Linked DNA regions of Homo sapiens: region 1 is linked to region 2. Evidence: read pairs that join two places in POLR2A ChIA-PET (ENCODE). Cell type or tissue: OCI-LY7. All regions are shown on one strand.

Region 1 (8,000 bases), 800 kb after region 2:
CTGGGTTCAGGGAGTGAAATGGCCTCCTCCAATTCCACAGGTTCAAATACCCTGCAGAGCGGCACCAGCCTCCCTCAGAAAGGACCAGACACTTGTAACATTTATGTCCTTTACCTGGGACACTGCTGTCCCATACTTGCTGTATGAAAAGAATATTTCTCAAGAGGAAGAGGAAGCCAGGCGCAGTGACTCACGCCTGTAATCCCAGCACTTTGGGAGGCTGAGCCAGGAGGATCGCTTGAGCCCAGGAGTTTGAGACCAGCCTGGGTAACATGGCAAAACCCCGTCTCTACAAAAATCAGCCAGAAAGGCATAGATAGACCCAAATCCCAGTCTTTAGCCTGGCCCAACCACCTGAGAATGGTCTCTACCCAGGATTCCTTCACTCAATTACACCCTACTCTTTGCCTCCTGCCACAGACAGAGAGAGAGAGCGCTACGCTACCACAGCCAGCTTCCTCCCAGGGCCAGGAAAGCTCCACCTTGTCCCCCTCTCACAGTTCCTAAAATTCTTCCATTCATCTATTTGGCCTCTTAAGTATTTACTCTGTTTTCAAATACATATATAACTCCAGCTTATAATACCAAGTCAAAGGTAGTCTTTCACACCATAGCATGAATTTGATTGTCAGCTATTTAAGGAAGGAGGCAGGGAAAGTGGAATGGGGGGTACTCTGAAGAGGCCAGGCCTGGGTATTGGAGGTTGGAGGACCACCCAAAAAAAGCCTGAGGGGAGAAGGAAATGTAAGCAGACACGACACATAGGTAAAACGAAGAAAGGTACAGGAGTCTCCTATTAGGAAAAAAAGGGGGAGGCTGGGTGTGATAGCTCACGCCTGTAATCTCAGCACTTTGGGAGCACAAGGAAGGTGGATCACTTGAGGTCAGGAGTTCAAGACCAGCCTGGCCAATATGGTGAAACCTGTCTCTACTAAAAATACAAAAATTAGCCAGCCGTAGTGGCACACACCTGTAATCCCAGCTACTTGGGAGGCTGGGGTGGGAGAATCGCTTGAACCCAGGAGGTCGAGGTTGTAGTGAGCCGAGATCACGCCACTGCACTCCAGCCTGGGCGACAGAGTGAGACCCTGCCATAAAAAAAAAAAAAAGTTGGGGGGGGGGTGGGGAGAGGGAAGAGGCCAGGCACTGTGGCTCACGCCTGTAATCCCAGCACTTTGGGAGGCTGAGGTGGGCGGATTACCTGAGGACAGGAGTTCGAGACCAGCCTGGCCAACATGGTGAAGCCTCGTCTCTACTAAAAATACAAAAATTAGCTGGGCGTGGTAGCAGGAACCTGTAATCCCAGCTACTCAGGAGGCTGAGGCAAGAGAATCACTTGAACCCAGGAGGCAGAGGCTTCAATAAGCCAAGACCACACCATTGCACTCCAGCGTGGGTGACAAGAGCGAAACTCCATCTCAAAAAAAAAAAAAAAAAGGGAGTGGGGGAAGAAAGGTGAATCTGGGCAAATTTGGGGCTTCACATTGACCCAGCTGGCCCATTTCTAGTGACCTTGAGTCTCTGTATTGATATGTAACTGCCTTTTGGCAGGGAGAGGGGAGGGACATTAGTTTTATTGATTTTGTCTGCAGCCACTTTCTGGGCTCTGATTCTGAGCCAGGGCCTGTCTGCAGTGCTCTATGCTAGAGGCTTGGAGACTAGAGTAACTTAGCTAGAAACCTTGGTCCAACTAGTGGAGAGGTGGGGGAGAAAACCCCCAAATCCCAAGAATCTGCGGAGACTGTGACTAGGGTTATTAAGAGGGGACAGAGGGCCAGGGGACATCTAATACATGAAATGGAATTACCAGCTGCTTGGGCGAGCAATGCCTTGGAGGGCTGGTGGGGCTACACATGTGCAGGTGGTGGGACTTTCTGGGTGTCAGCAACATCCCAGGCAAAGACCCAGAAGTGGGATGTGTAGTATGGGTTTGGAGAACAGGGAGCTAGAACCCAACATTCATGAAGGGAAGTGGGCAGGCTGGAGACAGAGATGGAACCCAGATCCAGAGGGCCACATGCCAGGCTTGGGAGACTGACCTCAGCTTAGGGCAGTGGGGAGTCATGGAAGGGTTTAAGCAGGGGAATCGCTGATGGGAACAGGACCCTCTGACTGCAGGGAGGGAGGCAGAGGATGGGTTAGAGGGGTCAGGGGGGAGATGGCAGTGACAGCACGGAGGTGACCAAGGGTGACAGCCACAGGGATGGAGATCAGGGAATGCAGAGAGTTGGCACAGGCTTCTGGCGGGGAGCAGCTATAATGGCAGGGAGGTAGGGCTCCTGAGCCTTCCTGGAGGAGCCAAGGCCACGGTCATCAGAGTAGGCTCTTCATTGGCTCAGCTTATTGAGAATCATCTTCACCCAGGGCACTCTGGGATCGGCACAGATCTCCTTATCCCTGAAGGTTAGCAACCTGGAAGAAGGAGACCCCAGAGACAATGCAGCAACATTAGCACGCAGCAAGGATGCCACACCCTCGGGAGCTTAGCATTTATGAGCCACCTACTTTATGCAGGGCTCAGCATTTATGAGTCACCTACTACATATGACATTATCTGCTAAATAGAGTGGTTCAAAATTTACAAGCCACCTGTGGTGTGAAAAGAATATTTCTCAGGAGGAAGAGGAGGCCAGGAGTTCACGCCTGTAATCCCAGCACTTTGGGAGGCCGAGGCAGGAGGATTGTTTGAGCCTAGGGGTTTAAGGCCATCCTGGGCAACATGGCAAAACCCTGTCTCTACAAAAACGTACAAGTCAGCCAGGCATGGTGACATCTGCCTGTGATCTCAGCTACTTGGGAGGCTGAGGTGGGAGGATTGCTTGGACTCAGGAGGTCAAGGCTGCAGTGAGCCCAGATCTCTGCTCCACTGTACTCCAGCCTAGGCAACAGAATGAGACCCCGTGTCAAGAAAAAAAAAAAGAGGAAGAGGCAGCAAGGACTTCCAGGACCCTCAGCTCTTGAATCCCAGCCTTGAGTTCCAGATCAGGCCATGAAATAGAATCCCCAAGAGTTGGGTTTTGTTTTTGTTTTTGTTTTGTTTTGTTTTGTTTTTATTTTTTGAGATGGAGTCTCTGTCACCCAGGCTGGAGTGTAGTGGTACGATCTTGGCTCACTGCAACCTCCAACTCCTGGGTTCAGGCGATCCTCCTGCCTCAGGCTCCCGAGTAGCCGGGATTACAGGTGCCCGCCACAACACCCAGCTAATTTTTGTATTTTTAGTAGAGATAGGTTTTCACCATGTTGGCCAGGCTGCTCTTGAACTTCTGACCTCAAGTGATCCTGCCTGTCTCGGCCTCCCAAAGGCTAGGATTATAGGAGTGAGCCACTGCGCCAAGCCAGAATCCCCAAGAGTCTTATAATATCACTTAACTACTCTGAGCCTCCAGACACATTCTTTCTAGGGTCCCTTCTGGCTCAAAATCCAGTGATCACATATGATTTGATTGATTGATTGATTGATTTTAGAGACAGGGTCTCACTCTATTGAGGCTTGTCTTGAACTCCTGGCCTCAAGTGATCCTCCCAACTCAGCCTCCCAAAGTCCTGAGATTACAGGTGTAAGCCACTGCACTCAGCCTTTTTTATTTAAAAAAATGAAATAAAGACAGAGTCTCAGTAAGTTTCCAGGCTGGCCTCAAAATCCAGGGCTCAGGAAATCCTCCTGCCTCAGCCTCCCAAGTAACTGAGAAGCACTACATGCCCAGCAATTGAGCATCTATTATGTGCCAGACATTGAGCTCTTCACCTTCCTCTTACTATTACTGTGCCCTGTAATGCTCAAGAGGCCCCCTAACCTTTTTGTGCTCATTTCCTCACCTGTGAAAAGGGGGTCACGATGGCACCTACTGCATAGGATTGTTTCAAGGATTAAATGAGTTCATATTTATAAAGTGCTTACGGCAGAGCCTAGCACTTAGCAAGCACTCTCTATGTGTTTGATAAATACAAATAAGTCAAATAAGTTTAGGTTATTACTTCATTATACTGTTGGGGAAACTGAGGCTCAGAGTTAAAGAGACAAGAACTCTGGGAGGGCTTCCTGCTTCAGCCTTTTTTATTATTCACCTGCAGATCCCTCTAAGAGATGGTGTCAGCAATAAGGAGGAGGAAGATGAGAAGATAATAGAGGCCCAAAGTGGGTCATGAGTCCCCAAACCCAGCCTCCCCAGGTGTGAGATTTGGTAGGCAGCAGGCTCTGAGCAGTTGGAGAAGCAGCCAGAGAGGCTACCGCAGAGAGGGCAGGACTTGTCACCCAGCCAGGTGCAGGTGCAGGCCCCAGGCCAGGGAAAAGGAGGCAAAGAAGCCAGAGAAAGAAGCAAAGGAGAACAAGAAACTCAGGAGAAAGCCCTGAACGAGGAACCAGGAGTGAGTTCTGGCTCCAACCTGGGCAGCCTTGAGCAGGTCACTGTCCCTTGCTAAGCCTGTTTCTCCATCTCTACCATGGGAATCGTTGAACTTCCTCGTAGGATTGTTGTGAGAATTAAACCAGTTAACACAGGTAATGATCAGAACAGTGCCTGGCACTCGGGAGGCACCTTGGAAATTTTAGCTCTTAATGTTATTCTTCTGGTCAAAATGGGCTGCCTTGGACTTCTGGGAGCCTGGAGAGGATCCAAGACACTTCTGGTGTGAGCATTTTTTTTTTTTTTTTTTTTTTGAGACAGAGTCTCCCTCTGTTGCCCAGGCTGGAGTGAGGTGGAGCGATCTCGGCTCACTGCAACCTCCACCTTCCAGGTTCAAATGATTCTCCTGCCTCAGCCTCCCAAGTAGCTGGGACCACAGGCACGCACCATCACACTCAGCTAATTTTGTATTTTTAGTAGAGATGGGGTTTCACCATGTTGACCAGGCTGATCTTGAACTCCTGACCTCAAGTGATCTGCCTGCCTCGGCCTCCCAAAGTGCTGGGATTACAGGCATGAGCCACCACGCCTGGTTCACCATCCATTTTTGCCCAGAACCTGGGAGCATCTTTGCTGACTCAGTGGCACTAGGTATACTCCTATACCTGCTATACCCAAATACCCTAGATGCCACAGCTACTGACTACCTACTGCCATACCCACACTGTGGTGGCACCCTGTTCACTCAGCTCTGCATCCTCAGAACCTGACATGTTGCCTGGCACCTAGTAAGCGCCTGAGGATATTGGCTAAACGATCACATTATTTTTGTTTGTAGTCCACCCAAGCCTGAACTGAGCCATCTCTTCCAGCCAAGCCATCCTGGCAGGCATCTGGTAGCCCTGCCACATTCCTCTCATCCCTGGGTGTGTCCCACCCACCAGCACCTGGGCCATCCCAGGCTGTACCCGTCAGGCCCACCAAGGCCCTGTGGCCCCAGCTCCCTACTCACACCACGCCAGGCCTCGGGCAGGAGTCTGAGGTCCAGTAGAAGTGTTTCACCACGCGCAGGGGCAGACGGTAACGGACGTAATCACGGCAGCAGACGCTGTCTTCCATGTTGGCGCCGTAGGGGCCTAGGGGAGGGGTCCCCAGTGAATTCACAAGCTGGAGCCCAGAGAGGTCACCCTCGGCCCCAGCCCCTGATCTCGGCCTCTCCAGGCTCCAGGAAAGAGATGCAGTTTTTCTGTTCTCATGTGGAAGGATGGTGACCAGAGGATTCTGAGCCCTCCAAGACCCTACCCTTGGAGCTTCTGAGAAGCCACTTAGGGTCCAATGTCTACACTCTGGGACAGTCAGCTCTAGGAGCGGGGATTCAGAACAACTAAGCATCAGCTGTAGCCTGAGGCCCAATTTCCTCCTCTGACCAAAGGGGTAATAACAGTACCAGCTTCAGAGGGTCTTTAATGCATGAAAAGCACTCAGAAAGCCCAGCAGCTGGGAGCAATTCTTGTTTATAGCTGCCTGACCCCACTCCAGTGCTCACTCCTCCACCCAACACAGCAAAAGTATAGAGTGGGGTGGAGAAGAGGAGTCAGGAATCCATGCTGAGGACAGGTTCTGGACAAAAATGGATAGTGAGCCCAGAGCAGTGGCTCACGCCTGTAATCCTAACACTTAGGGAGGCCAAGATGGGAGTTTCACTTGAGGTCAGGAGTTCGAGACAAGACCGGTCAGCATGGTGAAACCCCATCTTTACTAAAAATACAAAAATTAGCCGGGCATGGTGGCAGGTGCCTGTAATCCCAGCTACTCAGGAGGCTGAGGCAGGAGAATCACTTTAACTCCAGAGGTGGAGGTTGCAGTGAGCTGAGATTGCGCCACTGCACTCCAGCCTGGGCAACAGAGACTCCATCTCAAAAAATAAATAAATAAAATGAAATAAAAAATAAATTTAGGCTAGACGCAGTGGCTCATGCCTGTAATCCCAGCACTTTGGGAGGCTGAGGTGGGAGGATCATCTGAGGTCAGGAGTTTGAGACCAGCCTGGCCAACATGGTGAAACCCTGTCTCCACTAAAAATACAAAAATTAGCCAGGTGTGGTGGTGCATGCCTGTAATCCCAGCTACTCAGGAGGCTGAGGCAGGAGAATCGCTTGAACCTGGGAGGTAGAGGTTGCAGTGGGCCAAGATTGCCCCACTGCACTCCATCCTGGGCAACAAGAGTGAAACTGTGTCTCAAAAAATAAAATAAAATAAAATAAAAAATAATAATAATAACATTTTAAAAAATGGATGGTGGGAGGGCAGCACCAGCTTTCCAAGGGAGAACCCCTTGCCCCAGCCCTGCCTTCCCCCACTCAGACCTGACCCTTAGAAGCTCCTCACCCACACCCCTAGGGCCCTATGCTTGAGTTTTCTGGGGCAGGAGATCCCGAGGCTATGCCCACCACAACCCCCAACCCAGGTGAGACAGATCCTAGACTCCAAGTCTTCAAGACTGCCCATTCAACAGACTTGTAAACTGAGGCCCAGAGAAGCACTGCAACTAGCCGAAGGCCGCAAGAGCCAACAGCAGACTGAGGTCTTCTGCTCTTGGTCCAGTGCTTGTCCAAGACATGAGGAAGACACCCCACCGTCTGCCCTGGCCTCTGTAGGGGGTCTTCCTGCTCCCCAGCCTCACCTGCCTCAGTTGCTTGAAGCGCCACAGCAAGGAGGACGAGGACAACCAGGAGTGCAGTCTGTAGGCGATCCATGCTCTGTCCTGTATGTCTCAGCCCAGGTGTCTGCAAAGGGACATAGGAAGACCTGCTATTTAAGGTGCTGGCTCCACCCACAAGCCTCACTTACTTACCTCTTAGTCACCGGGGTGCCCAGAGTCACTTGACATTCACATCTCAAAAGAAGAACTACCTCCCACTTCCTCCAAAGTGGAGAAATTCTCTTTGGCGGGGAACCACTCAGAGGGGACCCCCCCTCAACTCTGTCCTCGCCTCTGGTTTCAGACAGACTTGTAAAATCCCCCTCTTAGAGGCTTGTGCTCCCCAGGGTCTCTGCACTGTGTGGCCTTGGCCATGTCTGGGTGTCTCTGGGACTTGGTTTCCCCATCTGGAAATGGGGGAGATGGTTTCACAGCTCTGTTGACTTCACTGGTTGTAAATCAAGTGAGAACGTGGACCAACCCTCACCTAGAATTGAGGCCTGTCTTGTACCCTTAATGACGGCATTACTGGTCTCTCTTCAATGGGAGAGGCCTATGGACCCATTGACCCATCTGGGGCTTCTCGTGAAGTCCACATTTGGGCCAGGTCGTGGATTTCTCAACGGTTTATGGAAAGCATCTACCCACACTTCTGTCCTGCCTGATCTTCCTTCCCAGTGGCTGCCGGGCTCTCCCTCCCCCACTCCTGTCTCAGTCCCTCACCATGTCCATGTCCCGTTGATTCTGCTTCCTAAATCTCTCTCAGATCTGCTCCTTCTCTCCAACCCCACTGTTCCTGCCCAGTCCAGGCCACCTCCACCTCAGGCTGGGATGCTGGCCTCCTCAATGCCATCCCCACCCTGCAGCAGCCAGCGTGAGTGGTCCAGAGCTACACACTCTCTCTCCTGCTTCAGAACCCTGCCGTGGCTCCCCATTCACCTAAAGGCAGGTCCCGG
Region 2 (8,000 bases):
TATACCAGCAAATAGCAGGTCAGTGGTTGTGGGCAGGGCACGGAGGGGTTGGGAGAAGTTAGGAAAGGGGATTGACTACAGACAAGCTCAAGAAAAATTTTAGGAGTGATGGAGATGTTCTAAAACTGGATTGTGGTAATGGTTGCACAGCTTTTTAAATTTGTGAAAAACCATTATATACATAAAATCTTATCTGCATATCAATCATCTTAAACAAAGCAATTTTCTCCCTTGGAATAATATGTAATGATAATTGTTTTTTTTTTGAGACCCGCTTTGTTGCCCAGGCTGAAGTGCAATGGTGCCATCTCGGCTCACTGCAACCTCCGCCTCTCAGGTTCAGGCAATTCTCGTGCCTTAGCCCCACAAGTAGCTGGGACTAGAGGTGCCCACCACCTTGCCTGGCTAATTTTTTGTATTTTTAGTAGAGGTGGAGTTTCGCCATGTTGGCCAGGCTGGTCTTGAACTCCTGACCTGAAGTGATCTGCCTGCCTCCGAAAGTTCTGGGATTACAGGCATGAGCACCATGCCTGGCCTTATAATGATAAGTCTTAAAGGCTAGCTGGCTCAGGGATTATATTAAGGAAAATACTAATACTTGGTCATCTAGAAAACCCACGTGGGACCCTTATGTACAAAATAAGCCATACTGAAAGATGTATTTGAATGTCATTCTTCATGTCCACATAGATGCTGGTCTGTCCTTTGAACCATTATGAGAGGTGACTCCAGTGAGGTTCCAAAGTCTGGTTTATCATCCCACACACACACCCCCCTCCCCACTGCCCGCCTTTCTTGCCCAGGCTGGAGTGCAGTGGCACCATCTCAGCTCACTGCAGCCTCCACCTCCCAGGTTCAAGCAGTTCTCCAGCCTCAGCCCAGTCGAGTGGCTGGGATTACAGGCACGCACCACCACGCCCAGCTAACTTTTGTATTTTTAGTATAGCCGTGTTGCCCAGGCTAGTCTCGAACTCCTGACCTCAAGTGATCCACCTGCCTCGGCCTCCCAAAGTGCTAGGATTACAGGCATGAGTCACTGTGCCTGGCCTCATCACCCCCTCTTTTAAAGAAATCTTCCTCGGCTGGGCACAGTGGCTCACACCTGTAATCCCAGTACCTTGGGAGGCCGAGGCTGGCGGATCACGAGGTCAGGAGATTGAAACCATCCTGGCTAACACGGTGAAACCCTGTCTCTACTAAAAATACAGAAAATTAGCTGGGCGTAGTGGCAGGCACTTGTAGTCCTAGCTACTCGGGAGGCTGAGGCAGGAGAAGGGCGTGAACCCGGGAGGCAGAGCTTGCAGTGAGCCGAGATTGCACCACTGCACTCCAGCCTGGGCGACAGAGCAAGACTCCATCTCAAAAAAAAAAAAAAGAAATCTTCCTCATAGCCCTTGCCATTCCCTTCATACCCCCTTTCTACCAGCTGTAGTGTGCAGAGAGAGCAAGGGGTGCCTTCTGAAGCACGCTTTTTTTCTCTTTCATTACAGGCAGCAAGCTGCCCGTTGGGGGACTGTATTCAAGTCAAGGTGTCACAAACAATAAGACTATGCTTGCGTTGGGGGATGGTAGAGGGGTTGCTTACTATTATCTGTGCTTTCTTACCTAATAGGCTCTGGATTACTGCCACAGCAAGGGAATCATGCACAGGGATGTGAAACCTCACAATGTCATGATAGATCACCAACAGAAAAAGGTACCATTACAGCCAGGCAGCAACAAGCTTGATTAAAAGGCTTAGAGCAGACCAAAAAGCTGTCCAGTGCCATGATGGTTTCTGTAGACCCGTGGTGGGTTTTTTGGCAAACTTTCGTTACTGTGATTTCTCCCATCTCCATTGTTGATTTCTACTTTGTATAGTGTAGTACACAAGGAAAGTAGACGGTTTAACTATAGTAACTAACTATAGTCACTTGTTTATTTTGGTCATAGTTTTCTGGAGGGCCTCAGAAAGAAATTACAGCTGGTGGTTTCTGCTTCATTTCTTGATGACCCGCAGACCAATCTGCCTGGCCTTAAAAGAACACTTGGGTCCCTCCTATTTTTGATATCCAACTCTGTTGGCCCTAATCAGTGAGTAAATGGATCATCTAGTATTAGACGAATAAATCATTAGAGCAATGCTTCAGTCCTGGAGTGGGATGTGTGTCCCCAGCCCTTTCACTGACGCCTGGAGCTTATAACGAAAAGCTATGAATGATGGGAGAATGTGTTACCAAGTGTAACTGCCTACAGTTTCTGAATGTGGGCAGAAAAAAAGGTTGAGCTCTGTTGATCTAGAGAGAGGGATGAACCAGGATAATTTAAAATTTTTTCAAAAAGCATTTCAAGTGTTCTGCTCTAAAAATGACCTCTTGCACGATTGCTGAAAATGTAATTTTTAAGCCAGTGCACCTGCTCACATTTTTTGTGTGGCCAAATGATTGTTACCTAATGTGATGTGGCCTTGTTCTAAGGCATAGGCGTCTAGAAACACTCCTTTCACATGTTTTTTTCTGTCCTATTTGTAGCTGCGACTGATAGATTGGGGTCTGGCAGAATTCTATCATCCTGCTCAGGAGTACAATGTTCGTGTAGCCTCAAGGTACTTCAAGGGACCAGAGCTCCTCGTGGACTATCAGGTAAACTTGTTAGCAGAGCTATTCTGGGTTATTTATACTTGCTTAGGGCTTTTCTGGTTTGCTGTTGATCTAGTCAGTTTGAATACACTCAAAACCCAGCCATTATTTCACCCTAAAATGCTGATTTTAGTTTTTTCTCAGCTAGTTTTTTGGGGGGACAGAGAAGTTTTTAAATCTAAAATATCTGCAAAGGTTAAATGAAGACTAGAAATTCAGATCATTTCTAGGAGCCAGGAAGTTAAAAAAAATTTTTTTTAAATAAATTATCTATGGCCATACCACCCTGAACACGCCCAATCTCGTCTAAAAAAGAAATTTATATCAGAAAAATGGATTTCTAATACCCTTGGCTAATGCGTTGTCCTTATTGCCTCAGATGTATGATTATAGCTTGGACATGTGGAGTTTGGGCTGTATGTTAGCAAGCATGATCTTTCGAAGGGAACCATTCTTCCATGGACAGGACAACTATGACCAGGTGAGCAAATGCTTTCTGGTTCTTATTTATTTGGGGGTGAATGCCAAAAAAATAGCATCCTTAGATAAGAATACTATCCTTGAGCCACTAAGTATCACTCAGTGTCTGCATATGAGCTTTTCTTCAAGATAAAGATCGCACAGAATTTTGTGTTTACCAGGTCCGCAGAAGTAGAGGCAGATAATGCCATCTATGCCAAACTTCCAAAGTGAATCTGTGAAGAAGTCAGGCACCTCCTTGTCTAATAAAACTAGATTTTAGTCATTAGATTGTGATGCCCTGTACTGGTCCACCTCTAGAAGATTATTATCGTAAGTTGTATTATTTTAAAGGCCGTTTGGAAATTTGCATTCATGTGAACTTCTTGTCCTTGGGTCTGTCTGCCTGCCCTGGACCTGGGTTTGTATCTCGTTCCTAGAGGTTTAGTGGTGTGGAAGTCTTCTGATTCCTTGGTGCAGTGTCCTCACGGGCTCATGGTGTGTTCTGTGCTCAGTGATTTGGTCAGTTTGTTTTGTGTTTCAGCTTGTTCGCATTGCCAAGGTTCTGGGTACAGAAGAACTGTATGGGTATCTGAAGAAGTATCACATAGACCTAGATCCACACTTCAACGATATCCTGGGACAGTAAGTAAGAGAGAGAGAGAGAGTGCTTTACCTTACCCCGTTTCAGAAGTGGAAAGGTTAGCCAAAATCACTTTCTTTTCCCATTCTGATTATAGTAAAATGGAAGTAGCCCTCTTTTTTCCTATGCATATTTTCTTTTAACTTATTGAGATATTTGGACTTTATGTCTTTTAATCATTTTACTTCTCTGAGAGATAACCTATTAATAGAAAAGGTAAAACAAAAATCATAATGTTATAGAAAAAAGTTTTCTGGTACAGCAAAAGCTTATTTTTAATGGCCAAACTTGGAGAGCAATGATTCTTTGAATAAGAGACTTAGTTTGTTTTTTATTATATTTTATTTTATTTACTTCATATCTCTTCAAGGTGGACTTACAATTTCTTCTTGTTCTCTGTAATGGATTTTCTATACAATAGCAAATTTTAAAGCACATTGAGTTTTCAGGTACATTGCAATAATGTTGAGAAGTAAACATTTTGTTAACAGTTTTCAAACAGTATTTTATGGAACCTCCCTGTTTCTGAGGCTAGCCCTGGGAAATATATCTGCTGACCAATAAAAATTGCCCACTCTTCTGCATGCCACCCAGAATTGACTAAAAGTCTACAGCATAAAAAATAATCTAGAAAGGTTCCACATATTCTAAATGAGATATAGAAGTTTTACCTAGTTGTATTTTTCTAATCACAGAGCACCATTGTGTTTCAGGATGCTATGCTGTAACTATGGGGCCGTAGGGCAGGCACCAGTTAGAGATTTAACAAGCTTGTAATCAGTACATTATTCTGAGATTTTGTTGGCTTTAGCCCTAGTAGATAAGGATTCTTGTTGAATTTAGTCTCTGGTTACTAATGCTTCATTTTTCTTCTCAGACATTCACGGAAACGCTGGGAAAACTTTATCCATAGTGAGAACAGACACCTTGTCAGCCCTGAGGCCCTAGATCTTCTGGACAAACTTCTGCGATACGACCATCAACAGAGACTGACTGCCAAAGAGGCCATGGAGCACCCATACTTCTGTGAGTCTCCAGGGACTGTGTTCAGGGAGTAATTCAGTCAAGAGAACAAATCTTCCACTCTTTGTCTTTGAGACCAGTCAGGAGAATTCTAGGGTATTTGGATTGGATTATTCCTAGAATTTGGCCTCATTTATCGTAGATGATTGAGACAACTTTGCAGATCCGTTTCTTGATCACCAAAGGTGTTTGCTTATTCACTGAATGTATCTCCCCGGAGTTCAAGCTGTTTGACTACTCCCTGTTACCCTGAGTTAATAGATCGCAAGTTTCTAAAATTTCTTTTTAAACATACATATATTTGTGTGGAAACCTAATTGAAGATTATTTCTCCCCTCAGAAAACTAGTAATTAGTTAAAAGTAGTAAGATAACTATTGTATGTTTTGAAAGAAGGAGATGAACAGATGGATGGACGAAAGGAATTTGAGGAAAGGGAAGTAAGTGTGGAGAGGCCTCACTGAAATCTTGACTGAACTGCTCACTTAGAAGTGTGTGTGGATTCACTTTGCGTGTTTGCTTATTCTTCTGCATGTGTATGGTTCTTTCCTCTGATAACGTGTGTTTCAAATAAACTTCCTCCTATTATCAGTCTCCTTCCTGGGGAGCAGGGAGGTTGAGAGACTTACCTCAGTCGCTTTCTGAATCAAGAGGGAAACGTTCACCCCTTAAAGTCGTTGTCTCTGGCTTAACAAACATGCTGTCTTTCCCTCTCCTTTGATTTCCTCTGGAGATGAACTAAATTCTTGCCTGAAGAATGTGTCGCTGTAGTCTTGAGCCTGTGGCCCATATGCATAAGGGAGACCGCAAATGGAAAAGCCTTCAGCCTTCTAGACCTCAGCCCCAGGAAACTCAGATGTCCCCGCCCCAGTGTCTGGCACAGAAAGCTGTTTTTACCCGAGTTAGATCAAATTAGGAATACTGATGTTTATGACATGTCATTAATGATCTTTCTGCTTTTCTGAATATATGTCATACTTCAATTTAAAAAATTTCAAACTACGGTTGCTTAAAATGGATAGGTCTTCTGATGGCTCTTTTTACTCACCTTTCCTTTGAAGTGCTTGTTATTCTACATGCTTTGAAGAAATTAGGGGTTAGAGATGATATTAATATTGAAAGAAAATAAATGTAGAAATTTGAACAGTGGGAAATTAGAGTTTCTATGCCTCTTAGCATTGAGTCTGTACTCCGAGGAAGGGTAAGAGTTGACTGCAATAACAATTTCCCTGATCATTTTTCAGTGTTTGGTTTTTATATGGCTGGAATTCCGTGATTTCCGTCTCTCCTGTTGCCCCCCTGACCCTGGCTTGCCCATCAGTCTGTCTCTCTTTCCGTTGAAAGGGTGGGTTTGCCATGGGCTTCTCTCAGCACTCACCACCCTGATTGCCTGACTTTCCTCCTGCTTTCTTGCAGACCCTGTGGTGAAGGAGCAGTCCCAGCCTTGTGCAGACAATGCTGTGCTTTCCAGTGGTCTCACGGCAGCACGATGAAGACTGGAAAGCGACGGGTAATGCGGCATTGATGCTTGCCAATAAAACCAACCAACCAAACACAAACCTTGAAGGAAAACTACAGTGTGATAAAAAGAAATTCTTATCATTCCTTCTAAATGCACAGAAGAGTAAAGACCTAAAAGTCTGTCAAAAAGCAAGAAAGAAACTCCCCAGTGCTAGTCTCCAGGGAGCTGTCACTGTGGCAGCATGGGGATGCACCTAGTTCAGGATCTGAAGGAGCTCTGCCTTTGGAATGCATGGGAGATAGAGACTCGGAGTTGTTGTACATTTACCTTTGTTTAACAGGGCACCACTGTTGAATTAACCCATTCAGTCAACAAGCTCTGAATGTCTGACTTCCTATCTATTCCATTGTGGTCTGGGTTTCCTTTGGTGAAATTCAGGCTCAAGTCTTAGCGAAATGTCAGCAGTCTATACTGACACACCAGCCTCATTTACAAAAAGGAGATATTAAAACAGTGACAGTATTTTTTTTTTAAGCTCTTTACAAATCCACGTTTTATGTATTTTTTAATGACATGAGCTCTCCAGGAAATGTACCTCATCCCCGCAGTTTTCCTCCAAGTGGATTCATTTGGGAGCAAACTGCAGTCACTTTCACAAGAGTCCTCTTTGATGTCAGGAGGGATCACGAAACCTTGCAATGCCATGAACTGGTCCATGGTTATCATCAAAAGTTCCATGCTAAGTGCATAACTTGGAGCTCACTATAACCTTTGTTGATTTCCCTAACCATAAAATCTTGTTGCTATTTTTTTGTTGCTTTTTCTTTTTTTTTTTTTTTTTTTTTTTTGGCAGCCTTGTAAGGAGAACTTCACCATTTCCCAGCACATCCCTATGTGTGCGCCTATTTTAATGCACCTCTCTGAAACAGAGACCTTTTTGTTCACAACCATAACTAAAGCTGGAAAGTCAGTCTTCAGGCAAGGCGAGGGAGGAAAACATCCCATTAGAATTTTTTCAGGAAAGACTTATGGAAAAAAATATCTCTCTCCCACCTCCTTTTATCCCCATGAGACACAGTTTCCCACTGTAATCAGGGTAATATGCATTTGTAAGTTCTGATATGTGATACATTTATGTGATGGCAAAGATAAGTCTGTCTTGCATGCAGGTACTAGAGTTGTGTGGGCAGGGTCATCTGAAACTCAAGCAACTCAGAGGAATATACAAGGGGCTTGGGGAAGAAAATGGTGCTCCCGGAGCAAGTGTTGGATCCATTTTGCAAACCTTCATGTTAGCAGAGAAAGCTAGAGTTTGTTTAAACAAAAATAGGGCTGATTTCATTTTGGGGACTCAGGAGCAACATGGTTTGTAGGCAGTCCCCTCACCCCAGCTGCAGGGCCATGCCACAGCTGTGGGGACTTCACACACCTAGGCTAGAACTAGAGGTGTCTACCACATCACCCTTTAAGATTTCTTTATTAACTATTTAATAATGCCATACATTTTTATAAGGTTAGATGTTTGTTTGAAACATTTGTTTACATTCCATATTCCAATAAAATCTTATTGGTATTGGTAGCAGATCCTACTCTAAATGTAGATTCTATTTTTGTCGTTTGGTCTGTGGGAACTTAAAATACAAATGAAACTCTTCTCTTATTATAGAGTTGAGTTTATAGAGTAAAAAATAAATAAGATCCCAAAGCCAAGGAATGCATTCAGTTAAGGTTCTCATACCAATGCTGCCTGCTTGCATTGCACATTCTGTATACTAATGTAAACATTTGTTCTACCT

What was found. ChIA-PET counts read pairs that join two places held together with the same protein. Peaks named below come from ENCODE experiments on the same cell type or tissue, not always from the same donor. Only the 100,000 strongest peaks of a DNase experiment are listed, where the experiment ranks them.
Region 1: POLR2A ChIA-PET joins it to region 2 with 14 read pairs; 2 of 35 experiments call an interaction of 5 or more read pairs at or near these places.

Annotation. Positions count from the first base shown.
Region 1 is chr16:57,357,916-57,365,915 of GRCh38, reverse strand. CCL22 (C-C motif chemokine ligand 22) reads right to left here and starts at 7,133. Exons shown (of 3, transcript NM_002990.5): 1 at 7,027-7,133; 2 at 5,356-5,479; 3 at 1-2,412. The coding sequence starts at 7,099. The coding sequence ends at 2,328. RefSeq lists a silencer at 2,990-3,171. In OCI-LY7, no CTCF peak of the experiment used is centred here; no DNase peak of the experiment used is centred here.
Region 2 is chr16:58,162,306-58,170,305 of GRCh38, reverse strand. It overlaps CSNK2A2 (casein kinase 2 alpha 2), which reads left to right. Exons shown (of 12, transcript NM_001896.4): 6 at 1,613-1,696; 7 at 2,511-2,621; 8 at 2,998-3,099; 9 at 3,622-3,722; 10 at 4,598-4,746; 11 at 6,159-6,252. The coding sequence ends at 6,235. Among named protein-coding and RNA genes, the nearest start is that of CSNK2A2, 32 kb to the left of the region's middle. In OCI-LY7, no CTCF peak of the experiment used is centred here; no DNase peak of the experiment used is centred here.